Regions from separate parts of the Homo sapiens genome. Here region 2 is linked to region 1. A link is a loop called in an ENCODE intact Hi-C map of the cell type or tissue named here. Cell type or tissue: IMR-90. All regions are shown on one strand. Links, peaks and the distances in the headings refer to the core of each region. The heading gives the core; the rest is flanking DNA.

Region 1 (16,563 bases), core at 4,226-12,225:
TTGGAAGTTCTGTCCGTGGCAGTCAGGCGAGAGAAAGAAATAAAGAGTATTCAAATAGGAAGAGAGGAAGTCAAATTGTCTCTGTTTGCAGATGACATGATTGTTATATTTAGAAAACCCCACCGTCTCAGCCCAGTATCTTCTTAAGCTGATAGGCAACTTCAGCAAAGTGTCAGGATACAAAATCAATGTGCAAAAATCATTAGCATTCCTATACACCAATAATAGACAAGCACAGAGTGAAATCATGAGTGAACTCCCATTCACAATTGCTACAAAGAGAATAAAATACCTAGGAATCCAACTTACAAAGGATGTGAAGGACCTCTTCAAGGAGATCTACAAACCACTGCTCAAGGCAATAAGAGAGGACAGAAACGAATGGAAAAACATTCCATGCTCATGGATAGGAAGAATCAATATCGTGAAAATGGCCATACTACCCAAAGTAATTTATAGATTCAGTGCTATCCCCATCAAGCTACCATTGACTGTCTTCACAGAATTAGAAAAAGCTACTTTAAATCTCATATGGAACCAAAAAAGACCCCATATAGCCAATAGATTCGTAAGGAAAAAGAACAAAGCTGGAGGCATCACGCTACCTGACTTCAAACTATACTACAAGGCTACAGTAACCAAACAGCATGGTACTGGTACCAAAACAGATATATAGACCAATGGAACAGAACAGAGGCCTCAGAAATAGAGCCACACATCTACAACCATCTAATCTTTGACAAACCTGACACAAACAAGCAATGGGGAAAGGATTCCCTATTTAATAAATGGTGTTGGGAAAACTGGCTAGCCATATGCAGAAAACTGAAACTGGATCCCTTCCTTACACCTTACACAAAAATTAACTCAAGATGGATTAAAGACTTAAATGTAAGACCCAAAACTATAAAAACCCTAGAAGAAAACCTAAGCAATATCATTCAAGACATAGGCATGGGCAAAGACTTCATGACTCAAACACCAAAAGCAATGGCAACAAAAGCCAAAATTGACAAATGGGATCTAATTAAACTAAATAGCTTCTGCACAGCAAAAGAAACTATCATCAGAATGAACAGGCAACCTACAGAATGGGGGAAAATTTTTGCAATCTATCCCCCTGACAAAGGGCTAATGTCGAGAATCTACAAGGAACTTAAACAAATTTAGAAGAAAACAAAAACACTGATCAAAAAATGGGCAAAGGATATGAACAGACACTTCTCAAAAAAAGACATTTATGTAGCCAACAAACATGAAAAAAAGCTCATCGTCACTGGTCATTAGAGAAATGCAAATCAAAACCACAATGAGATACCATCTCACGCCACTTAGAATGGTGATCATTAAAAAGTCAGGAAACAACAGATGCTGGAGAAGATGTGGAGAAATAGGAACGCTTTTACACTGTTGGTGAGAGTGTAAATTAGTTCAACCATTGTGGAAGACAGTGTGGCAATTCCTCAAGGATCTAGAACCAAAAATACCATTTGACCCAGCAATTCCATTACTGGGTATATATACCCAAAGGATTATAAATCATTGTACTATAAAGACACATGCACACATGTGTTTATTGCAGCACTATTCACAATACCAAAGACTTGGAACCAACCCAAATTCCCATCTGTGATAGACTGGATAAAGAAAATATGTCACATGGAATACTATGCAGCCATAGAAAGGATGAGTTCATGTCCTTTGCAGGGACATGGATGAAGCTGGAAACCATCATTTTCAGCAAACTAACACAGGAACAGAAAACCAAACACTGCATGCTCTCACTCATAAGTGGGAGTCGAACAATGAGAACACATGGACACAGGGAGGGGAACATCACACACCGGGGCCTGTTGGGGGCTGGGGGGCTAGGAGAGGGATAGCATTAGGAGAAATACCTAATGTAGATGACAGGTTGATGGGTGCAGCAAACCACCATGGCACGTGTATAACTATGTAACAAACCTGCACGTTCTGCACATGTAGCCCAGAACTTAAAGTATATATATATATATAAAAGTTTCTACACTAAGAATAATCACAAAAGTTTCTAAAATAAAAGTTCTCTAACATGTAGAGCAATCTTTTCTGATTGAAAAGTTAAGCCTTCATGAAACAGTCCATTGGCTTCACAGCCATATCAGATTGAGAATCTAAGTTGGTGTAATACATCTTTTGAGCTGCATTTTTTAAAGCTTTGGACTGTGTCAGTGAAGTATGCAATCCTATTGATCAACTATTCCAACTGGTTATCCCTGAGATTACAAAACCTTTTTCCAGAATTAAAGGAGAAAAGCGTCAATTTTTGATGAAACCTTATAGGGAAGATAAATTTTAATATGCTAATTTTATGCCAGAAACAAATGAATATGTACAACTTATTATGATAAACATAACTTCTATAGCATTTGGAATTTTAAAACCTTATGGACCTTCCTGGGCCACTGGGAGTTAACAGATAAGATTTTTTGAATCATAGATTCAATGCAGGTCAAATTGGCCTTAGTTTTGCTTGCCCTAATTTCAACTAGCATGATTACCGTGATGGAATCAGGGTTGGGTCAATATTCTCTGGCCTTCTGTAGGGGCACTTTAGTGTAGAAACAATCCCAAGGCAGAAGCAGTAGACTACAATTATGTTAAATTATTTTTAGGTCCATAAATGGATACATTTGCGGGTTCTATTGTTACAAAGAGTGATAAGATAAAACCTTGTTTTCAACTGCAGATTCCATGTCTATGAAGCAGGAGCTATCAGAACATGATAGTAGCATGTTCCTTCCTTCCTTGGTGCTGGGTGAGGGAATGGTGGTGTTGGTGAAAGATGAAGATTAAGAATAGGGAAATATTAGGAATAACAATAAAATCAATGTTTTTTCAAGTCTGCACTAAACTGAAATAATTTGCTTGTATACTCAACTTGTATGGAGATTAAATAAATATTTTTCACAGTCAGGAATAAAATGGCTATCAACCCCCTCTGTTTATAAATGTGGTTCTCAAAATCTAGGCTTAGTATGATTTATTAATGATGATATAATGAAAGCCATCTTCATATTAATTAAAAGTTAGTTTTATTAAATATAAAAAACAAACACAAGAATAGCAAGGAAACTACTAAATAAGAAGACCTCTGGGATGAGGTAGTGGGAGCAAGGCAGAACTACTCCCAGGTATAAAAATGTGTTTCAAAGCTCTTTCATTAAATGGTAAGTACTGGCACAAGAATAAACTGTCAGATAAAGGGAGTAAAATAAACCTCCAGAAGTAGATCCAGCTACATATAAAAATTTATGACAAAAGTGGTATCTCAAAAATCACTCGGACAAAAATGCTCTGTTTACTATACAGTGTGGGGACTAGTGGATAGCTGTTTGGAAAAAGATAAAGGTAGATCCATTTCTTTCATCACACCCAAGAATAAACTCCAAATGGATCAGAGATCTAAATATAAAAAGTAAAACTATGCAAGTACCAAAAAGAAAAAAAACACCCCATGAGTGAATTCTTCTGAAACCAGTGTATAAGGAAAAGCTTTCTAAGTGTGACTACGGTCCCATACACAATAAAAGACTGATAAATTTGACTACATAATAAAAATTTTACATGGCCTGAAAAATACCACTAAGTCAAAGACAGCTGACAAACTGGGAGAAAATAGTCACAACATATATCAGATAAAAGGTTAACTCCTTTATTTGAGAACTTTCTAAAAAAAAGGAAAAAAGATCTACAGAAATCCTATAGAAAAAGACCTGTAGAAATCCTATTGAAAGAAACAAAAAGATATAAAAATAGCCCTTGATCACATGAAAATATATGTAATTTTAATCACATAAAAATGTAAATTAAAACTACATTGAAATTCCATTTTTCACCGAAAAAGTTGGCAAAAATTCAAAAGCTTGATAACACATTCTGTTGACGAGACAGTGGAGAAACAGCAATGCCATACTTGCTGATGGATAGGTGCAACTCCTCTGGAGAGGAATTTAGCCATCTATAAGCAACTATCTATGCCCAAATCTCATCACAGAAATCCCTCTATGAATTTATTTTAAATGTATATCTTTAATAATATGAAACTATAAAAACATAGGTATTAAGTTATTCATAGAATACTGTTTATAATTGTTGAGCATAGAAGATTGGTTGAATAAACTATGGTACATACAGAAAATGGAGTACTATACAGCTGTAAGACAGAATAAGGAGGAACACTATTTACTGTTAGGGAATGATTTCTGGGAGACTTAATTAAGGGGAAAAAAGCAAAATGCAAAAATGTATATATAGTATGCTAACTTTGTGTATAAAAGAAGGGACATTTTTAAAATTTATATAAATGCCTATTTTTACAGAAAGGAACACTGGAAGCACAAATCAGAAAACAAGTTAGTTGCCTTTAGGAGTTTGGGGAAATTGGATAGAAGGAATACAGAAAGAAGTGACACATCTCTGATTATACCTTTTTTGTACAGTTTGACTTTTGAAAGCATGTTAATATTCTACATATTCCAAAAATAAAATCAATATGAATAAGAAGGAAGTTCCTTCTTTTTTTTTTTTTTTTGAGACAGAGTCTCGCTCTGTTGCCCAGGCTGGAGTGCAGTGGCATGATCTCGGCTCACTGCAACCTCCACCTCCCAGGTTTAAGCAATTCTCCTGCCTTAGCCTCCCGAGTAGCTGGGACTACAGGTGCGTGCCACCAGGCCTGGCTAATTTTTTGTATTTTTAGTAGAGACGGGGTTTCACCGTGTTAGCCAGGATGGTCTTGATCTCCTGACCTTGTGATCCACCCGCCTCGGCCTGCCAAAGTGCTGGGATTACAGGTGTAAGCCACCGTGCCCTGCCAGAAGGAAGTTCTAAAACTGAAAGCAAACTAAAATACATGAACCTAACTATATTTCAAATAAACGCCACAGCCATACTAAAGGAAAGTAAAGGAAGGAGGAAAGACCAACTAAAGTAACTTATAAATACAGTATCTAACTATATCCCCTCATTCTTGGGGTAGGAGGGGAGGAAGAACTGCAAGCAAATCTCAAAATCTTGGTAGATTTGTTACTGTAATGACATGGGCAAAGCAATTCCAAACCTACTTCAGGTATACCAAAGGGTTGCACAAATGAATAAATGTGTTGATGTGGTTGGAAGTTCTCACTGTGGAAGAAGGGACATATAAATATGGAATGATGGAAGGCAAGAATGTATACTTTGGGAGTGGATTGGAACTGCAGTTTTGATATGAACTCATAATTTCTCAAATATGCATACATTTATGTGCACAGATAGATGCACGTGTATATTTACACATGTCTGTTTATTGATGTGCATGTGTATGCGTATGTGTGTATGTGTTTGTTTATACATATGTGCCTAGATTGCCTAGCTCTCCTTACTGAGAAAGCCAAGAAGCAAAGACCAGAGTAGCCATGAGCAAACCTAACACCCAGACCATGGTCCTCACTAAAAGGAACCAAGGCTTCTAGGAGAAATGTCTGATTCCAGGGTTCAGACGGAGTAGCTTGCTCCTGAGGAAATGGGCTACCTGTGGCATCCAACATTTGTATTCCTCTTCCTTCAAATCCTAGGGAGCCAGCCATAGTTTCTTCCACCTACTATTGATATGGTTATCAGCCAGTTTTCCTGGGCTTCCATGAAGTTTATAGTGATCCTCAGGATATTAAAGAACTTCTACCAATCCCAAATTGTCATTTATTTTTATCCTGTGTTCCTGTGAACACTTTTTTAAAGGCAATGTAAAACTTGGATCTTAATAGCCATCATAGTAAGCTTCCCTTATTTGTAATTGGTTCCACATTTCTACTCCCATATGTTTTTGTCAGACATTATAAATCTGAAAGGTTTTCTAGAACACAAAATAAATGTCAGAAACAGAGGCAACAGCAAATTAAACAGCTTACATTGCAGAATACACTCAGTATAGCATGGATAAAAACTCATTGGTCAAGAGGATTTACAGTGTGAATTTGCTGAAGCTTATTGGCCCTACAAGCTCAATAGCTGACAGTGCAGCTGCCCTCAGAGCATGGGGAAAAATACATCAGAAACAAATGGCACTCTAATAAATTGGCCCTCTAACATCTTCCAGATGTGAACATAACATTTTTACTACCAATAGGATTTGAGTGAAGATTATAGTTTAAATTATCAGCCACAATAGTGTGTCCCAATCCCTGGGGCAACCTACCTGAAGGAGAGTTACCTAGTCACCCAGAATTGCTGCCATCCAAGGCCTTTGGCCTTTACATTTACATGGAGGCAGGTCTGAGCTCTGTTCCAGACAGGCTCAACTTAGTGAAGCAGGGTCCAAGCAGTCACCAAGCAGACAGGCTATGCTTCTTTCCTTGTAGAAGAGTTAGGGCGAGGAAAAGCAACTGAAAGTTATTCTTCCCAGGGTTCAGATAAGGCGTTAACTGCCTAATTTACAGGCCCAAGAAGGACCTGCACGTCATGGCAAATTTTGAGTTCTGTAGTTTTTTTAAGTGTGAGCTCCCAACTTTCTAGCATGCACCTCTTGCTTCTGCTTCACACTGCTAAGCCATTTTTCCCTTTTTTGTATGAACTTTTATGGCTCCTTCTACAGATTAATTCTGGCATAACAGAAGAGGCTCAAATGACTGTATTATAAGACTGAGGCTCACCCAACATCAATCTTAGTTACATGAGCTGGATTATTACCAGTGTTAATGTTTATTTGCTTAATTTGCTTGTCTTTGGATGAAAAGAAAATGGGATACCGAAAGCATTATGGAGGGAAAATAGATTTTCGTCTTCTCCCTCTCTATCCTTGAACTACCTAGTACTGTACTTTCAAGTGGCTTATGGAAAGGATTAAAAGTGAAGGGTGAAAAGACAAATAGGAGCTGTTTCTATTGTCAGCCTCTGAAGTTCCATGAACAGGCTGAAAGTTCAATTGAGGTCTATGAAAAAATTAGGAGATGCCAAAAGGCCAGCAGCCAAGATTTGTGTCTTTGTGCAAGAACTGAATAGCTACCAACAAACTAGGAAATTTTTAAAACCTTGCCAATGATGGAAAAGTCCTATGAAAAAGAGAGTGAGAAAGGGTGAAACATTTCTGAAATAATTAGATTTATGAACTCGTAAAAGAGTGTTCTCTACAGATCCTAGGCCTCTACGCATGTAGATAACTGAAATTTTAAGACTAAGAAATGACATTTTTTTTTTAATGATGCTGTTAGTAATAGTGGTTGAAATGACTCAGAGCTAACTTGGATTACTTTAGTGAAGGGAAGTGACGTGCATAATTATTAGTCAAAATTGAAGTTTACAACAAGCAAATATGTAAATTTGTAAGATGATTCTATTTTTAAGTTAATAACATGACATCTAGAGGATTTTTTTCTCAGTAATAAATTTCATTAATTACATTCAGAAAATAGTGATTGGCCCTTCTTAATTTTCTTATGCTTCTGAATATTTAAATTAAAAATATATCTATTTTGGTCATCTTTTTAAAAAAGATACTAGTCAACATAGTGAAAAAATTCTGGCTGTGTAAAATGAATTGAAACAAATGCCAAAAAGTAGAAATGTTTTTTATAAAGTGGAATTTGAATTTTTAAGATTAAAGTGACAAAAATATGATTAAGGCAAATATGTAGGATTTTATTTACTGGTCAATTTATAAAACATGTAAATGCTTCAAAATGCTTAGTCAATAATAATTTTCTTTTTTATAATTAGAATCTTTATCAGAAATGAATTTATTGCTGGTTATTTCTGTAAGGACGACTTTTCTGTTAAATCAAGTATCTTAACAGAAAGTTGGCTGTAATAACAGAGAAGAAACAGTAGAGGGCACTTTAGTTCTCTGACAAAATAATAGCATTTCTATAACCTTATAAAAATCAGTAAAATCGACAATGAGATTTGAACTACCTAGTGAAGGTTAAACAAAAATGTAAAGCAAGTTCCTCTGCTTCGCATAGTCTAACAAAAGATATTTCAGGTAAATTTCAACTTCTTTCCTTAAGCAATTCACATAAATCAATTGGGTACCATATGAAAAACATGTTCTCAGATCTGCAAATTAGTGGATCCAACATTTCAAGAGAATTTCATTTTTAAAAATCACACAATTATTTGGAAATTGCCTGACTTGTTGGATGCAGTTGACTTAAGTCAATAAATTCTCATTATCCAGGATTTTTAAGAGGCAAATTGAGTACTCTAAATATGTAAGAATTAGCAGTACATAATTGTATATTTCTTGGTCTTAGACATGTTTCTTATTCATAATTTCCTCTAAAATCATCTTTATCATCATTGCCATCACCATCATAATCATCATTTCAAGGCATAGTTGCCACTTTCAAGTATGTTCCACTCTATAATAATTGAATAAAACAATAAATACATGAAAAAGCAAACAATGGAAAAGACATTGCACAGTTAAATCTAAATTGTGTAGTTTAGTTTGTAAATGAACTCAGGCGAATCATTAAAATTCTCTGGGCCTCAGTTTTTACATTTTATAAATGAGATTCCATACTTGACGATGAGACTCTACAACACTGTCATCCATTCTTACTTTGTATATTGTTCTGTCAAATTTGGTCATCTGTGTCCTAGTTCTCAACAGATTTATGGTGTTTCTTAACCTTTTAGAGTTTAAAGACCTACTGGAAAATCTTATAAAATATATGGAGCTTATACCCCTAAAAAATGCTGTAATGTATACCTTACTCAAAATGAGCATTCATTTCAGGAAGTTCGAGGACCTTCAGAAATCAATCCATGGGCTCCACAAGCACTGTATCAAGAGGCATTCGAGACCAGTCTGGGCTAGAGGGTGAGACCCTGTCTTTATGAAAAAAGAAAAAGAGAGAGAAAAATGAATATTTGATAGAGGCACAAATCATGCAGTTCCCACATATTTGGGGGTTATTCCTAGAAATTTCGTGTGCTGTTGTTGGGTAAAGATAGGCAATGAGGATGGAGAGGGAGGTAGGCCATATCCAGCAATTTTGGACTTTATGAAACAAGAGGAAGTAAACTGGAGTGTTTAAACATAAAGGTGGCCAATATGCATTTTGGACAGCAAAATCAGAAAGTAGAATGTGAAATAACTGGAGAAGAAAGACAGGAAGTGGGGAAAACATCAGTTTGTCAGCACAATAATCTGGGTTGGAAATAGTGAGAGCCTATTTTAAAACCTCTCCAACATTAAGGATGTTCCCTTTTCTAAGATAGGCCTACTTTGATTCTGTATAAAAAATAATAAGACAAAGTTTTCAAGCACTAAGGGACACTTTGAAATTAGCCAAACGTTTGTTCTGTAATTCCTTTTGTTTTTTACTCAAGGCAACAGTTAGATGTTAGCAACCTTGCTTTTGTACCCTTTTGTCTACATAGGGTATATCAAAAGCTTAAGCAGCCTAGGAGCCACTGAGGAGATGTGGCAACTCCTCCTGAATAGGAAGATATGGAGGGCTTTGCTCACCATGCACATCCAAGTTCAGTGACAGGTGTTCTAACTACTTTTATTACCTCCCTTGGGGCAACAAGGGTGGCAGAAATGATTGACCACTCATATTGTCATTTAAGGCTGGACCCAGGTGGAAATGCCTCTCCATTCTCTAGTAGCCAGATTAAAATGAGCAAGCAAAATTTCTGGATAGGGAGGTTTATCACAGGATTTTAGTGAAAATTAAATGCAACATATATAACTTTATGTATAGATTGTCTTCTAGGAAATTTGTAGACAGATCCTGTTACTGCCTTACATTACCAAGTCCATTTGTTTTCTATAAGAGAGGGAAAATATCATTAATTTGATGGCTAGGATGAGATAGAGATGTCCTCATTCTATTAAGGGAAATTTAACTAGGAGCCTCCAAAAATAAAGCCAGAAATAAGGCAAGGTCAATGGAGTTGGAGAAAATAGATTAGATTTGAGCATTAGTTTGTTGAGTCCACTCGGACCTTGGCATTTAGTTAGATGTGGGAAGTGAAACTGTTGGTTCTAAACTATCTATAGAACAAAACCCACATCCCTCATTGGAAGCACGTCACGATCTGGCTCAATCCACCTTCTAGCCTCAGGTCCACCCACTGCCCACCTCATGGTCTGTGTTCAGTGGTCACCAGGCTACTAAACACACCATGCTCCTTAATGTCTGTGGGACGCAATGTCCTCTTGAATAAGAATGTCCTTCCCCACGACTGTCCCCCTCTGGTGAAATCCTATGCATCCCTAAACCTAGCCTCAAAGTCACCTTCTCTACTTAAGCCCTTGTTGACTCCCTGTCTACCTCCTGTAGGCAGAATTAACCGCCTCACTCTCTGGGCCACCTCGGACTGTGTTCATATGTATAATGCTCATCATAGTATACAGAGGTGAATATTATTCACATCCGTCTTTCCCACTACACTGTGAGCTCTCAAAGAAAGGTGGTCTAATTCCTTTCATACTCCAAGCTCCTAGCACAACCTTGGCACATAATATGAAATAGAACAATACTTCTTAAAGAAAAGGAGAGAGAGGAATTACAGTCAAAAGGCTGTTGTAATAATCCAGACAGAACGTCTCATACATATGAGCCTATATTATATATAGAAGGTGGGACTGGGAATAGAAATTCAAAATTATTAAAATAGAATAGTAGATTGGATGTGTAATTAAATGTAGGGACTGAGAGAGGAGAAAAACTTGAAGATGATTCTGACCATGTTTTCTGGCCAATAAGACTGAGAGATCCTAGAGGATATTGTAAACATAGGAAGAAGAGGGAAAGGGAAAGGAAGTTAATTTCTGTTCAGACTTTTGAACTTAACATGAAGGGGGATTTTAGAAGATTGTTGTGTATTCAGAACTGAAACTAAGTTCAGGGCTTACAGCATAATCATAGAAACTATGAAGTGGATAATATTGAAGGGAAAAGAACCAATAACTGTATTTGGGGTTTTGTCTCTAAGAAATGGGGAAAAGAAGAGAAGGAAGTGAAAGGAATCTGTTGAGAGAGCAGGTGAAGTGATCCAAGAAAAGGCAGTGCCATGGGAACCAAGAAAGGAGACCAAAAGTGAAGAATGTTGAGTCTGAGCCAGAGAAGGACTGATGGAGCCATTGCCACTGTAGCCTCAGAGAGGGCAGCTTCACTAGAACAATGGCAGCAGAATGCAGATGGAGCCAGCGGGGAGAGGAGGTGAGGAGAGTGAGTGCAGCCTGCTCTCAAAAATATTAATCTTAACAGGGCTGAGGGATCTTGCTATACATCCTATAAATCATTTCTAGTTGTGACCTACATTGTCTTCTAATTGAATGTTGGCTTAATCAAATTTCATTAAAGTTTCAACTGCCCACAGCTACTAAGATAATTTTTGCTTTTTAAATTTAAGACATTAAAAATAGAATCTCTGTATAAGCCTGGGGTTGGGATGGAGAAATAGCTCGATGATTCATTTATCCTCTCTTTGAAAGTATATCATTTAAATCGCATTATGAATCAACTAATTTAGGGGGTTTTATCCTAATAAGATAAACCCAGAAGACCTTAAAGAGTTCTTGGGGTGCGGGGAGGAGGCACTACCATTAAATCTAGTTGGAATTGCATATGTCCAGCTGCTGTAGGGCTGGGGTCAGGGTTTAATTGTGAGCCCTACATACTTGAAGCCATCATTTCTTACTTGGCTTTCTCCTCCTGTCACTGTAGATTGCAGGCTGTATTGTTTAATGTAGCAAAGGGAGAATTGAAATGTCTGCCTTCCTCGCAGTTGGGTACTTTTTATTGTCTCATCCCCTATTTATTACTGAGGAGTTCTGGACTTTAGATCATAATCAGTGAAGCTTGTGGCTCTCTTTATCCAGTGCCATGCCCAGCTCTGGGCAGGTTTATTCTATTGAATTTCAAATTGAAGACCTGTGTGTGTTAGCCAATTATATTTTAAATACATTTTCTGAACCGGTTTTAGGAAGTTTATTAAAATCCAGTTAAAAAGCAGGCTTTTCAGAGATCAAAGATATTAATTACATAATACATCTCACTCTGTCAGTGGCTTTTTAGAAACTATACTAGATAGATTTCTGCAAAAGAAGTGTTTCTCTCCCAGGGGAAGAAACAGGAGTCCCAGGTGAAAGAAGTTTGAAAGAGCTAAGAAACTTGAGGAAAGAGACTTCTGCTTCTAGTAATCGCAGATGAGGCAATTCCTGCTGAAAACCAATTTTAAGAAAAGCTGTAGTTTATATGTAATATATTTATTTAGACATAATTTACGTATGTATTTTGTTTATTACTTGTTTACATGTTAGCATCTCCCTGCTAGAATATAAGCTACAGGAAGGCAAGAATGTTTGTTTTGTTCAATGATATATCCCAAGCACCTGGAACTCTATCTGGTACATACCAACTGCCCCATAATTATTTGTTGCATGAATCAATAAATTATCTAAAACCTCTTAAGTCCTGGGAGCATTTCACTTTACTACCACAGGGTAGCTCTCTTTAGTGCCCCGTCCTGTCCCTGCCCCTTTACTCTCTCAGACCTCTTTGTTCTCCCACCCAGTGCACTTCTACTGCATCTCACTCCCCCAGAGAACACAACCCAAGGGAGAGTAGCCCATCTCCTGTTCCACTGTTTAGTGAAAAGAATCCTCCATTGTCTTTTGTTCATTCTCTCCCCATGCAGTGGACATGAGAGAAAGATCCCATAGCCCTCTTGGTCTTGGTTGGAACAGGAGGAAAATGAAAACTGGACATCCATCTTAGGACTTAATCCTACGGAGACCACAAGCTGGAAGAGGCACTCAATACTAGCATGGCTTCTGTGGCATTTTGATGAGTAGTATGGGCTCCACACTGAAATATTAATATCTTATTGTTTTGATGATGATGATGATGTTCATTGGCCCAGGGCAAAAGGTAAAGGTTGTGTTATAAAGCTGATCTATTCAATATCTGTGGATGTTAACTCCACCCCATCCCCTTATTGAACAATTACGATGCCTATAAATATTGTATTGAGAAAGAAAAAAAAAACTAAGGCAGAAGATATCATATTACCTGTCCATATGTGACATTTTGGCTGGCCAAGCCATAATGGCCAAAGAGGAGCAACTGTCAAAATTTAAGTGGGGTTAGAAAAGAAGAGAGGAACTTGCACGTTTGCACCTACAAGGACCCTCTTTTCTCCTCTGGTAGCCATGGAAACCACTCCTTGGACCTCCTTTCAAGAGACTCTGCATGGGGAGCACAGTTGACTGACAGCTCCAATTGCTGCTCCTTCGAGTCCACCATGGCACTCATGCCCACGCAATGTTTCCTCCAGGGTTCTCCAGGTAGAGATGGAGCAGGTGGGGTTGCCAGAGGCAGGCCATCAGGCCATCTTGACTGATGTGGGACTTCTAATGCTTCCAGGTCTGAAGGCTCACCTGCCACTTCCTGCTCCCTCCTCCTTTACCCTTCACAGGAGTTTCCTCCCCATAAATTTCTTGTGTATCTAGTCCTGTCTTGGCATCAGCTTCTTGGAGGACTTGAACTGATATGCACTCAACAGCCAGTAAATCCTGCTAATTCACAAAATCCTTGATTATCAGTACTAAAGAAAGACACTGGGGGTGAAGATGTCATCTTCTAAAAGACTTACTGGGGATAATCTACCACCAAATGTAGGTGGCAAATGCCATCTTTGATCACATAATGGAATCAATGAAGGAGGTTATTGATCTGGTTCAGAGGTGACTTTAGAATGTCCCAAACCCTTTAAATATGTGTGTATTGAGTATGTGTGCAATTCTCCTTGAAGAACATTTATACCTTTCATCTCATTAATCTACAAAATTATCAGCAGTGGCAGCTAATTGTCAGTTAACTAGGTAGTTGACAAGTCACATTAACATGAAATCTGTGTTTCATGTAAATAAAAAAAATAAAATGACTTATTTTATGCAATAATAGTCATGCCTCCATTTTTCACTCCAAACTAAGTGAACTTTAGTCATCCTAGGAGCTCTGCAAACTAAGCCTCTAGTACAAAAACAATCAGTACTGCATTCTTCATCTAATTCTGAACTTTAAAAGAAAACATGCTTTAATTTAAATAGTTATTAACATGAAAGAAGTAAGTAATTGAGAAATCGGTAGGTTAATTTTTCATATTAGGGAATTAAATCTCAGTAGAAGATGCTTCAACTCTTAGCCCAGACAATGCTTAAAGTTAATCCACTGGAAGATAGTGGAAATACAAAGCACCTCTAGCAGCTGTTCTCAAGGAGAAGGTTTATGTCAGCACCGCTTACATCAACTATACTCAGAACATTTGTGTCAGCAGCATAAATGCTGGCATGTCAGCATCTCTGTTTTATACCTACCCCCCAAAATGTGCATAGTTTAATTAGACCAAATACAGAGAATGGTTTGTTTATAGCTCATCCTGGAAGTAATAGCTTCCTAAGGGAAACATTCCTGCCCCACCCTGGGGAACCATCTGATATTTGTCAGTGAAAAACCAACCCCTCATGGCTTGTTCCCTACAGGAAACTCTTCTCAGAAAGTAATAACTTTACTCCTGGATCTAGTAGAATATTTTTCGTGAGTTGGGACCAATAATTTGTCTGGACACCCACAGACATCTGTGCTCTACTACTACCAACTTCAGCTAAGCACTCTGAATTCCTCCCTGTGCAGGTTTATCTTGTTCGATGCTCAATTTCAATGTGAAAAAGAAAGCTGCAGAGAGAACTAGCAGAATAACAGAACAGCCCTATAATCCACTGTTAGGTTAAAATAAGTGAGGCCTTCAAAGGGACAGCAGGATCCTTGGAAGGGAGAGTAGCTCCATGAGCAGAGAATGACTTAGGGACAAATAGAGAACTCACTTCCTTTCATCCTGGAATGTTTTTTGAGTTTGTTTGGTCCTTACCTTGGTAGAAAATTCTTGCTCAGTATTCTCAATGTCTCAGTTCCTAGTACTGAGTGATAATTTTAGGAAGCAGCTCAAGTTCATTCCTCAAAAACTAAGGGAAGAGATTTTGTTGAGTGGGGGAAGGTTAACAGTTGCATAGTGCATAGGTTGCTATCTTTTCAGTCACCAAGGGGAGAATTAAATCCAGTTAAGGTTTAGAAAATATTGAATCATTTGAAACCCTTTCTATGGAGAACAAGGTGCTAGGGATAAATGTCAGAGGAGTGTTAAAATAAGACTGTGTTAAGACTTTTGAAGAAGAAACCAGAGATCTCTCTATGACAATGACAACCAGATACTAACTTCTGACGAAACAGTCGCCACCTCCAGCTAAGCTCCTTCCTGACCACTAGCTGAGTTCCTTGTATTTCAGTTTCTACTGGCACCTTCTTTTTCTAAAAGGAGCAGTCACCTAAATCCTGAATTAAAACATTTGTTCTGAAACACACACACACACACACACACACACACACACACACAGCGATACTTGTAAAGCATTACTCTTCATTGCAGAGATATCATGGGGTAGTCAGCAAGTGTAATGTGGCCATCATAAATTCAGATCAAGTGAGGGCCCTTGTCTTGGGTTTTTGGATATATACTAAAAAATCTTTTTACCAGGGCTCTGAAAGAGACCCAGAAAGAAAAATAGAAAGCTTAACTTGGGGCTGCAAATGTCCTCACACAGTAGCAGTTAATGCTTCTGCAAATGCCTATGGCTATAACCCCACTGACTCTTAAAAAGAAAAAAAAAGTATACAAATCTTTTTTTCCAGTTTGACCAATGTCTGTTTCACATTTTAAAGATATACTTTCATAGTCATAATTCTGGAAAAGCCAGTTATGGACATGAGGATCAGAGTAAAATATATTAGGTGTCATATGTTACTTTGTTAACACAGAGTAATAATTTTTACTTGCACTGCATCTTTTTGAAAGATCACAAATTGCTTTACTGCTGTCACTACAGAGCCACTATTCAATCATTTTGAGGAATTATAAAGGACATAAAGAAACTTCTGAAGATGAAAGAAGGAAAATGCTTTTCCAATCTAATAAAAAAGGAAAAAGATGTGTCACAGGAAATCACAGATTGCTGGACCTTTATGAGTACCAGGGCAAATGATCAAACAAGCCCTTATAATACTACATAAGATATGTAGCAGTGACACAGCTTTCTGAAGAGCATCTTACTAACTAGGATTATGTGTGTGTGCTTTTTTTGAAGTAGTTTTAATGCCAATAGATTTCTGAGTCCATTGCATTGAATAAGTAACAAGGTGTCATGGACTGGGAATAAGAGACATGGATCTAGCCTTGTCTCTTCCCCACGTGACTCTGAGTAAATCACTCATCCTTTCATTTGTTGGACTCTCCTTCCATAAAATCATGTAATATTTCTTACTTGTCAACATCCCTTGGACTACAGCCCTTGAGAAGTTTAGGCCTGGGGCCCCAAATCCTCAGGCTATTTGTCTCTCTATTAAATGCCATCTAGGGTGGCTGCTTGGCTTGCAGGATACCCACTGCTGAAATGCATCTCTTTCATGCAGGAGTTTTGGGATGGAAAATGGCCATACCTGGACCTCAGGATCGCACTCTCCTTTCCTCTTGTAC
Region 2 (12,081 bases), core at 4,082-12,081, 56 kb after region 1:
AAGTTTGACTGTTATGACTGGAGGCGAGAGGGGAAGACATTTTCTGGGCTTTGCTTCCCTCCGACTGTTCTTTTCGAGGCGGTCCCCAGATAAAGTTCTCTGAAGGCGTGTAGTGTTTCTGGGCGAACCGCAGGAGCTTTCTCCTTTCTCTTCTGTCTCTAATTGTATAAACAAAATACTCTAGAGCACTCTGCTTAATATTGGGAATAGTATTCTCCACAAGAGCTTCATGAAGAATAAATTTTACAAGAGGAGATTTAAAACTTTCATATCCAAGCTCACCAAGGCTTTTAAGAATACGAGTGATTCTTAAATAGTTGTGCTGGGACCTGGAAGAGAGGATTGAATAAAATGAGTGGGGGAAATCAGGTGTAGGAAGGCAGGAGAATGAAAACTATTGGGAAAATATTTTTTATGGAAATGTAAGCCATGGAAATATGCTGTGTAATGACTTCCTAATGCCATATTTGATACCATTAAGAATAAACCAGAGGGTATTAAATCCTTAGGCCACAATGTAATGTCAATCTATGTGAAAGTCAAATGTATAAAATAAACTTCCCTTGTCTGTTGAGTTCTTCATATTAGAAAAATATTTAGGTTTAAATTTATTACCACTGTCAAATTGTTGCTTATTACTGAAAATACACTGAAGATGAATGATCTAACAGAGCATTTATTTGCACCAACATCAATGTACTGTACTCATCAGAGGTAACCATTGCTAAACATAAACACATTAGCTAACAGCTGACTGGTACAATTTATAGTGCCAGCTGATAAGCAAAATCCACCACGTAAGCCAACTCATAAGGATGGCGGCAAAAACTACTCTACTTTGCTAAAACAGTTCTGACAAAGGACACAAAACTGACTTATTTAGCAGAGCTTAGTTTAACAGTTAAGAGCATGGGCTTTGGAGTCAGACCTGAGTTCACACCCTGGCTCTGTAACTTAGCAGCTAAGTGAAACTATGTTTCTCTATGTCTCAATATCCTCATCTGTAAAATGGGGAAAAGTGCCCACAACTTACAGGACTGTTGTAAGAATCAAATGAGATGATACACATGCTGGGTATATAGAACTCGATAAGTACTAGATACTATTTAAAACTATTAGTATTATCATTTAAAGATACGAGATTAGGGACCACCATATTTGTACCTATCCAACTTAACCTAATTTTCTTCAATCTCTGGTCATTCTTTCCTCCTCTTTCCCTATCTGATAATTTTAAATCTTATTTCTAATGGTCTTGATTCCAAGGGTACATTTTCCCCCAGATTACACTAACATCTTTCCTCTCTATCACAAAACTAATGCCATTACTGGATGAATGTTTTCCAAATCTATTTTGTCACAATTCATAATGTAACTCCCCAAACTCACTCAGCTCAATCTTTGCTTTATTACACATGCCTGGTCAAATTCCAAAAGAATCATCAGCCACATGTATTAATCATAGGTGTTGTCAACAGCCCAGGTATTTATTTACCCAATATTGCCACATAACAATAACCATCACTTATTTCTAACTTCCTAAAGCCTGTTTTATATCTCAGACATGGAACTTTCTGCAAACATTATATATACCTGTCCTAGCTTCCAAAAATGCTTGAAGATTTTACTTTGAAATAATTAGCAAATTACTTGGGAAGCAGGGAGAAAGATGTTGATGAATTAAGGGATGGCAGAGTATGGTTCCATGGTCTTATGTTTCAATGAGAAAGTTTCTTTGGACAAAACAAAAACCTTAATGATTCATACTAACCAAACACTGGAAAAGCTAAGCCCAACAGTTCATCATCTTCATCTTTCTGGATGTTTACTAAAAAATTATTGTCTTAACATTCAACTGTGAAGCCCAGAGGGTAAAATGCAGCACAGATGTCTCAGTTTTACACATCTGTATTTTTGAATAGGAAGTAACACTCTTGAGACAATACAAATTTGGGTACAGTTAAGACAATGTGTCACTAACAGCAGGAACAACTTAGTTGTTACATTCCTATGGAGTTTGCATACTCTAAATACTTACTGACAAAACCCTTGGGCAATTCTGCCTCATATATCTATGAGAAAAAGATGTATAAAAAGGTGGAAGAATTCTTTTTTTAAAAAAGAGGAGCTCTATGACTAAACAAAATTTACTATATTTGCAACCAGCTCAATTTTATATAGCCAATCTTAGATGAATGCTGAAGTTAAAATTTCTGTACACATTTACTATATCTATATATGCTCCAATTAAAAATATTTACACAACAGTATAAAAGGAAAAAGACTTGGGTTAAAAAATGATGATGAGTATCCCAGAACAAAACTACAAAATAAAGCAATTGGGTGTTTCAGTATGATTTGTAATAAATGTCATAGTGAAAGACTAAATGGTATAGAAGAGAGTGGCAAAAATCCTTATAATGTATAAACCATCTTAGGGTTACACTATAGGAAAAAGAAAGAAGCTGAGGTTCCAGACAGAGGTTAAGGGTAGCAAATAGTGTTGAAATTGCAAGAAGTCTAGGTAGGTAAAGAGAGAAGACATACAAGGTGAGAACCAGGAAACAAAAAATAAAAGTTAAAAGGCTCCCCAGGGTCTAAATATGGCTCAGTAATCCAAGTTGATTACAAACAAAATTGAAAACACCTCTTAGTGGTTGGTCCATATATTTGTACTCTCATGTCTGAAAATATTTTGCCTCTTTTAGTCAAGGTCGCTTGTTCACTCAATGTTATTTTATTTTACTTTGATTCAATATTTTTCCTCTGCTTAGCTACTATAAATATATTGAGTTCCCTGCCTACTGTAAACTACTCAAGATGCCATATACATTAAAATACAAATAAGTTATGACATTTAAGAATAAGTCAGAAAAGGACCCAATTGAAGAAGAAAATAGAACAGACGTTTTCATAGAATCCTCTATCATTTGTTCAAATCTAGTCAGTAAAGATTTTTTGCAACTAAACTAGAGAAGAAACAGAGTGTTTTCTGGCAGATTCTAAGGCAGTTAATTCACAGCTGGAAAAGCTCTATGCTGACAATAGGTGGCAGAAAGAAAGGATGGGGCAGAGGAGTGAGAAGTGACTTAGTTCAGGCTCCCTTCCCCTGCCTCAACCCTGGAAATCATTTAATTAAAGCCTTAAAAAGAGACTCTGTTTCCACCTATAAATCAGAGGATATGATAACAAAACTCCAAGGAGGATTTAAGCTGAAGACCATATTTTGTTAATCATTTATTCATTCAATAAAAATTTATTAAGCAAGATTGCTATTCCAACCAAAAATAACAAGTTTGAGGTATCTAAAATGATAGTCGTTAAGTACATGAAAGATGAGGTACTATCAAATCCTTTCAAAAGATTTACTGTTACTATTGCTGTCTTTCATGTCAATAGGCTGCTGGCATGTAGCTCTTTCACAGTGTAATATAAGTGTTTAGAAACTCTGTCCAGAGCTAGCTACCTGTATTGCTTAGGTAGAGGTATATATACCTATGCTTTAAGTGCCCTACATAAGTCAAATTTGAGTTATGAGTTAATGGATCTTCTAGTCAGGAATATAAAGCTTTATGCCCATATCTTTAGCGTTTTAGTACAAACTACCATTTTAATATCATTGATTATAAGTAATAAAGTAAAAAGAAGGCTTTTTACTTCTTATAACATTAATATTTATACCCATCTGAATTGAACAATGAGAACACATGGACACAGGAAGGGGAACATCACACACCGGGGTCTGTTGTGGGGTGGGGGGAGGGGGGAGGGATAGCATTAGGAGATATACCTAATGCTAAATGACGAGTAAATAGGTGCAGCACACCAACATGGCACGTGTATACATATGTAACTAACCTGCACGTTGTGCACATGTACCCTAAAACTTAAAGTATAATAATAATAAAATTAAAAATATATATATTTATACCCATCTTACCAAAGCAAGGTGAAAGTTCTATAAAAACACATAAAAAAATAGTTAACTGATGCACAAAACGTAGACTGCTGTGGCCAAAGGAAAATTGCTTAGGTTAGTTTTAATTTTTTTGCTCTTAGTACTTGCTCAGTTTAGCTAATTATAATATGCTTAAAAGTACTTTAAAGCTGGTGGCTGTATAGGCCAGCATTCATAAATAATTCAACTATGATTAGTTTAAATGTAACTATAATTAGTTAAAATTTAACTATAATTAAAAAGAAAATAGACAGTGAATATGAAGAAAATATCAAGAAAAATAAACTTTGGTTATGAGTATTAACAAAAGTTATAAACATCCAACCAAATGAATACAGCAAAACAATTCCAAATAAACTATGTTAAAATGTTCTTCATAAGTTTTGGGACTTATTACCCAAAAATGAGTTTTTGTTTTTTACCTTAATAGTGAAGACAAGTGTAATTTTCTCTCTCTTTTAGTAAAAACTATGGGCCCATCTCATTCTTATAAAATGATTTTTATACATCATAGGCTTAATGCATGAATTTAATCTTAAGAAGGCATTATGCTTAGAAACAGATTGTGCCCCAAGAAGCTTACAGCCTACAAGAAGGAATACACAGAATTGTACACAAGCAATAACAATAAACTCAAAGAAATGTGGCATAAGGAGGAGGGAGAGAAGCAACATTTGGCTGTGGGCAATAGGAAGGTTTCAGGGAGAAACAGGTCTGAAGCTGAATAGCTGTGTTTCTACCTAGAATTTTGTTCCTTTTTGTTGTTGTTTTGTTTTGTTTTAGAATGTGGTACAGGAATGTAATGCATTTCAGACTAGCTTTTTAATCCAAATTCCTGGGCCCATCTCATCTGCTAGTTGTTCCTGCGTTTCATAGAGAACTCTGACCAAGGGAAAATAACTGTGCTGGCCCCTGATTTATCACAGGGGCTTTACTTACTCATTCAGATGCTGAAATCTTTCCTGCCAGTTAACAGCCCGAGCAACATTTCCAGTTTTATCAGTCAGTTTTATTCCAAAAAATTCTAGCATCATTTTATAAGCCAGGAGGAATCTTCTAATTGCTTCTTTTGTTTTTTTGAATTCCTAATATAAAAAATGAAAAAAGTCACCTGAAATGATTCAGTAGCTACAAGGACAGTGAAATAGCAATATTATTTGGCCACCCTGTATAAAATGAAATGAGCTTGCATTACCTCAATTTCATATGTAGTTAGTTCTTTGGCATAGAAGTTCAAGCCTTGTTCTCTCAGGGGGAAAAGCCTATTTATTTTAAAAAAATAAAATTTTTCTATTAACGTTGTCTGGAAAACATACATGATTAAATAGGACATGGTTCAAGATAGATAATATGTAACTGACCATTGAATGTAAGTGTGGTTGTGCTCCAGTTTTTCATAATCTCCTTTCCATTTACTTAGAACTTCTTCAATGTAAACACCTAAATAGTAAATATTTAAAAATGAACCAGACATTTCAAACATTGTGAAGGCATTTTAAGATTCGAATCACTTGAGTTTTATATGAAAACTTGTTTAAATTTAATAATAGCACACAAGAATAGTGCTTTTAAAAAGATGAATACCCTATGCCCATATATTCGGTTATGTGATAAATCTAATTAAAAAAAATTAATAGCACCTCAAATTGCACAAGGCTTTGTTGGACAATGTACTCTAAAGCAGAGCTTGGCAAACTGTGGCCTGCCAGCTGTTTTTTAAATAAAGTTTTATTGGAATATAGCTATGCACATTCATTTATGTACTGTCTATGGCAGTTTTTGTACTACAGTAGCAGAGCTGTGTAGTTGCAATACAGACCCACTGTCCCCCAAAGCCCAAAATATTTACTATTTGCCCCTGTATAGAAAGTTTGCCAATCCCAGTCCTAGGAGTTATATAGTTCTTTAAATGCTAAATTGGATCAAAATGAATTGCATCCTAGGGAAAAAGAAAGAAAGGGGAGTAGAAATAGAAGAAAAGAAATGAGAAGGAGAAAACAAAGGAGAAGGAAAACGAGAAAAGAAAAATGTAGGAAAAAGTTGTAAGTGCTTACTACATGCTGTGCCCATATTACACAGAGCGCACATTTTCCAGCTTAGTCTTCACAGAATGCTGCCAGTGTTATGATCCTCATTTTAACAATGAAGAAACTGGGAGATTTGTTCAAAGTTACACACTAGTAAAAAAGTAAATCTTGAGTGCAACATAGGTCTTTCTGGTTCCAAGAAGTAAGCCCTTTTCACCCTGTCCACTTTTCCTCTACAAGAACTTACAAAAACAAAATCCTCCTGTTCCTAAGTCTGTCAAGGTCCTTACAATTGACTAGCCATTTAGTCAATGTTGTAGAAAATAAAATAGCAATATAATATTTCTCCGAACATAACTCATCTCATTCTTGTTTCCTCCAGAGATCACCAGTTTGTAGTAGAGGCCCACTCTCGGAAGGTTTGGTAAAAAGTTGTTTTGAATCATAATGTTGGCTTTATTGGCATGTTGAAACCATTTACCTCTGTAATTTTCCATTTGTTTTCCTTTCCAACTACCACTCCTCCTGCCTGATAAATAAATACCATTGCAAGATTATGCTTACTGGCAAGTAGTGTGTGTGTGCGTGTGTGCGTGTGTGTGTATACTAGGGAGGAAAGTGAGTTGATATAATTTGTATAATAAACTAGGATAAACATTTTATCTGACCTTAGCTAAAACTTCTGACCCCCACCAATCATAAGATTTCAAAATAAACTTTGTAGTAAAGATTACCAAAAATTCAATATATTGCTTGAAATTACTTTTTAAATTAATATTTACAAAATAAATTCCCTAGTAGAAAAAAATAGAGTTAAATACTATCATAGCTTTATGTTTAATATTTTTAATATGTGAAGGCATTCCTTTAGGAAAATTGTATGAAATTCAAATCAGACTCAAATTAACAATCTATCATTGCATTTCTTCAAAATATTTTTCTACCCCAAGTCCTAACAAAATGAATAATTTGGCCAATATTTTTCCATTAGTAAATAAAGCAGCACATTTCTATCATTAGTAAATATAACTGTGCAATTTTATCCAGAGGTTTCATTCCACATCACAGCAGACTTTCAGGACACCAGAAAGTTAAAGACAAGTAGATCTGGCCACGTCAACGATGTTCTCAAATATTAACTCCCAACTGGTAGGTCTGTTGGTACACAGTACTGGGACTCCCTCCTCCCAAACTCAATCCAGGCTTTAGACCTCTTGCCTCGAGTTAGTTCACCAAAGAATGCAAGGTCCTGCCACTTGAAAGCCTTGCAGTCTATCTCCTTCCTTCTGTGACTCACACTGCTGTGGAACTGGCTCAGTTTCCACTGAGAGCAAATAGCAGAAGCCAGGGCAGTCTGACCACCTCACACAGAAAAGGGCTCTTGGGAGAGAAGCCAGCTTTCCTAGGGTGACCTGGATAAAATTAGGATGACCACCATGAACCACAGCATGATGCCTCAATGAAATATGCAATGTTGTGGTCATATTACCATAGCAGCTGCATCTTCTCACTATGGGTTTGGAAAATATCCTAGGAGGGCAATTGCAGAGTTGGGAAGGAGACAAGTGTATTTGGCAGAGTTGGATGGAGATCTACTGTATCTGCAGTTCCCTTCCCAGAATATTGGAACTCCAAACAGGGATTGCTGTAGATTGCTGATACTGAATCTGAAAACTGACAGGAAAGATAATTCTAAATACAAACAGCACTTTTCAATCACATGCTAAATAGTTTTCAGCTATGGCACAATGGAAAGAACAGTGGACTCTAGAACCTGCAATCGAGTGACCTAAGCTTTAAGTCCTAGTGACCTAATCTTTGAGATGAGAAAGCTGAATTTGATCTTCTCTACTGTTCCTTAATAACCTAAAATTCTATGGTTCTATACATCTCCTCTCTCTTCCTGTCACAAAAATTGTCCCTACTATCTTTCAGATAATAGCAATGTAAATAAGAAAGATACCATTAATCCATAGCTCTTCCTCCAGAATTTACCAAGGGGACACATTAGACTGCATAGCAAAGTAAATCCAATCAATGAAACAAACCACAAAATAAAGAATAACCAAGTGTATGTGATTATTTAAAGTGCAATTTATCAAGTAGTACGTTACTCACCATCTGGCTTGAATGGAATTTTATTCTTATAAAAACGAAGATTGCTCAAGTCATTTTGATATCGGATATCTTTGAAGTTCTGCTAAAGGAAAAAATAAATCAATCTCCAGCACATAGAAATACAGTAAAGATACAAGGACCCTTCATGCATGTTTTCTCAGTGGCACCATAAAAATTTAAAAACAGAAGGAAAATAGTTTACAGTTTAAAACATAGCATTCTATACTCTTACTGGGTACTGGTGTCGGTACTTGTACAAATCCCTGGCAGCATAAAAACTTCTCTTTGGTTTGGCAGTTGCTTCAGTGGAATCACCACCCTGAAATAAAAGGTGAAACTCCGTTTACATGTTGACGCAAGATAATTTCACAAAGAAATTTCCAGAACAAACTTAAGGAAGATCCATAAAGAAAGCCTGAAAATTGTCAATCTGTCCAGATTAATGAAAATATTATAAATATTCCTTTAATAACGCTTACTAGCAATATTTCTTAGCATCCTATTTTTCTTATTTGAACCAATAACATTTGTCCTAAGATATATTACTGAATAAAACACTTTATTATTAACCAAAAACCTAAGAGGCCAATGTTATGGATCAATATCCATCAAAAATGGAACTCAAAAAGGAATTCAAGACATTTATTTACCAGATGATTATGCAAGTGATTCTATGATAAAACTTATTTTAGAATATTTTACATAATACTAAGAATGTGTTAAGTTACTAAATCAATTCTACAAAGAAAATTGTCATTAAATTTGCAACATTTAGCTGTACTTGGAAGTCAAGTAATATTTATGAAAAGAAAGGATTTTAAAACAAACTAGCTTTCTAAACTCCATCCTTTATAATACCATGACAAGTACACAAAGGCATGAATAATCATCTGTTCACTGAATGATAATACAATGTGATATAAACATTTAAAATATATACACACAAAGCAATAAAATGCTCTTAAATGGAATGGTGTCCAATTGAAACAACTTATACATGGTAGTTTACTCATACTGTTCAAACTCTTAAGTAAAATTCCTATCACCATGAACTGATTTTTAAAGTATAAGATGTGGGTTAAAATAATCGATTTGCATTCCCTATATGTACTATTATAATGTATGAGAAAGTGCTGATGACAATCATGAAAAAGAAAAACTTTAGACCTTTAAGAGTCATTAAAAGCTTTGCCCCAAATTCTTTTCTCCTCAACCCCTGTCCTCCATCTGTGTTGACAGATTGGCATCCTCTAAGTAATTTTCACACATTTTTGAAGTGGTGTGATTCTCACTATTACTACAAGTACCGAGTTACTTCAACATCAAATCTTCTGATGCTTAACATTAGTTACGCTGTCATGTTACATAAGCAAGGAAAAGCTTGAATTCTGGTCCTTGCCACACGTTTCAAAATAGCTCTGCCTAGCAAGTTTCTGAATCTATTTAGCCTGAGATACAACCATATGAATCATCATCCTACATTTGTATAGAAGGCACTCTCCATTTACAAAGCACTTACATATATAGCGAATAGACAACAAACAGGGTTGACAGTCAAAAGGCATTATTTCATTTGATTCTTAAAACACACCTGATTGACAGTTAATAAGTGTTTCCATCTTAGAAACAAGATATCAGGGGCTTAGAGAAGTTGCACACCACCCAGAGTCCAGTGACAGTGCAAGAACAAGAATCCCAGGCTCTGGGTCCCAAGTCCAGGTCTGAATCAATCTCAGTCACACTAAAAAATGAAGGATATATGGAAACCTTGGTGTAGTATCAGTAGCCCAAGACTTGGAGTCAGAAGACTAGCAATCTGAACGCTGCTTACTTGTATTTGTGAGGCCTTAAGCAAATCATTTAGCTGAATCTTAGTTTTATCATCTCTGAAATAAAGATAATGACTCAAGCCCTACCTATTTCTCAGGATTATCATAAGAATGTCTGTGTCCTGCCAGCATCTGCTCCTGCTCTTCCAACCCCTATTCCCTTTGGACTCTCTACCCAGACCCCTTTCACCTGCTCAGACAAGGATTCTGTTGTTCAATATTGTTCCTCTTTCCTGGATCATCAAAATTTCCCTCTCTTCTCGATCTCAAACAAACATGCTGTAGTATCTTTAATCTTAAAATAAACATACAAAACATTCCTTGACCCAGGCCTACCATCAATTACAGATCCATATATCTACTCCTTTTTTATAGCAAATCACCACCAAAGAATTGCCCATACTTTGTTTCCTTCTTTTCTTTCCCCATTTTCCCCTGACCCACCTCAATCAGGCTTTTGTCCTCAGCACTCCAACAAAATAGTTCTTGTGAACTTCACCAATAAGTCTCCATCTTGCCAAACCATTTCTTAATGTTCACCTCAGGTGACCTCCCAACAGAACTGGGCCAATTAAAGCATCCCTCCTTCCTGAAACACTGTCAGTATTTGGCTTACAGGCTACTATAACTTTCTTAGTTTACTTTCTGTCTCATTGGGCTCCCCTTGTCAGCCTCCTTTTTTGGCTCCTCCTCCTCTTCATACCCTCTAAATGGAGGGGTGCCTAAGGTCCTCAGTCGTCATCACTCCTTGATAACCCCTTATCTTCCCATGCCTTTAAATACCATTGATCTCAGATGCTGAGGACTCTAGTCCTGGACTGTCTCCATTCATAGATGTAATTTAACTACCCAACAAATGATTAACTACCCAACAACTCTACTTGGATGTGTAATAGGATATCAAACTCAAGAGAATCGTTGATTTAACCTCCATAGCTGCATTCTCCCTAGACTTCCCTGTCTTGGTTAATGTCACCATCATTTGTTCAGTATTCAGAGGGACTAGGATGATGCAATGGAAGTGGTGTGAAGGAGTCAGTCTGGGATACGCTTTAAAAGTAGCTCCAGTATTACCTGCAAGTGGATTGACTCTGAGGAATAGACAACAAATAGGGTTGGCAGTCAAAAGGCAAAATTGAAAAGCAGATTTTTTGGGGAAGTCAGATGGTGATACTAACAAGAAAAATTAATCATTAAAAGGGAATAGGGAGGGCTGGTGTAGTCTACTAGTTACTGGGGTTGCAGTTAACTGACTGAACATTATTAAAATGTTTTATATAGATGGACCTGGTTAGTTGGATTGAATCTTAGCTGGTGTTTTTTGATATTCCAAATTTCTGTAGGAGGTTACTTAATTGGGAGACAAACGTAAGGGAAAAACATGAGAATGCAGCATCTAATAATTTAATAAGATTGAATTAGCAATGCAAAACAACAGCGGCAAACCAGACACAGGGGCAGATGGAAATTCAGAATTCCACAGGTCCAAGGCGCTGATATCAGTGATAGATAGACTTGGGTTTGCATCATCCTCTCCCTCAGTGATCTTGGGCAAGTTTTCCTTTCTCTCTAAGCCTCAGTTTTCTCTAAAATGGAGACCACACAGCAAACACCCACCCCAAAATTGTAGTTCATTTAAATAACACGTTTAACACAGAGCCTGCACTAAGACTTTATGATTTCCTCCTTACCTAAATAGAATTGATCATCAAGATGGCTGAGGCGGTGTTAGCTGTAATATTTAGGTTATGATTCCCCCAAAACCCTGTGGTCACATTGGACTTTGGGCTCCATTTTCCCAATCTCCATCGCCCCTAGCTGATAAAGAGAAGGGCCTAATGTGGAGCGGCAAACCTGAACCACCTCCAGGATGCACACTTCTTCAGGGGGTCGGCTACATATTTCCTCCTTTTTAAAGTTCCTGATTATTTTCAGTCCATCAGAGGTTAAGGGGCTTATCTCTTGACTAACCTCTCCTCCAAGCTGTATTAGTCAAACAGTTCAAACACAGTTGGATCAACAAGTCTTCTGGTGAAATAAGATTCGTGAAGAATGCCCTGAATCCTAGGTTGAAAGGCCTGAGTTGGGCAGAACAGTGACGTATGAACTTCAGATGAGGGCCTACACTTCTGACGGCTTAGACCCCACT

The links. A loop is a pair of places that touch in the nucleus more often than their neighbours do. Peaks named below come from ENCODE experiments on the same cell type or tissue, not always from the same donor. Only the 100,000 strongest peaks of a DNase experiment are listed, where the experiment ranks them.
Region 2: it touches region 1 in a loop (2.6-fold over the local background); 32 of 110 quality-filtered maps call a loop at or near these places.

What each region holds. Positions count from the first base shown.
Region 1 is chr6:71,340,803-71,357,365 of GRCh38, reverse strand. No RefSeq gene overlaps it. Among named protein-coding and RNA genes, the nearest start is that of MIR30C2, 28 kb to the left of the region's middle. In IMR-90, for the core only: a CTCF peak has its summit at 7,828 (motif pointing right); DNase peaks (open chromatin) are centred at 7,255 and 7,835; H3K27ac peaks cover 336 bases.
Region 2 is chr6:71,289,634-71,301,714 of GRCh38, reverse strand. It overlaps OGFRL1 (opioid growth factor receptor like 1), which reads right to left. Exons shown (of 7, transcript NM_024576.5): 2 at 8,336-8,422; 3 at 8,104-8,182; 4 at 5,320-5,398; 5 at 5,154-5,220; 6 at 4,898-5,043; 7 at 1-329. The region is part of intron 3 of LOC124901339 (a long non-coding RNA gene); the gene reads left to right. Among named protein-coding and RNA genes, the nearest start is that of OGFRL1, 6.9 kb to the right of the region's middle. In IMR-90, for the core only: no CTCF peak of the experiment used is centred there; a DNase peak (open chromatin) is centred at 7,374; H3K4me3 peaks cover 698 bases.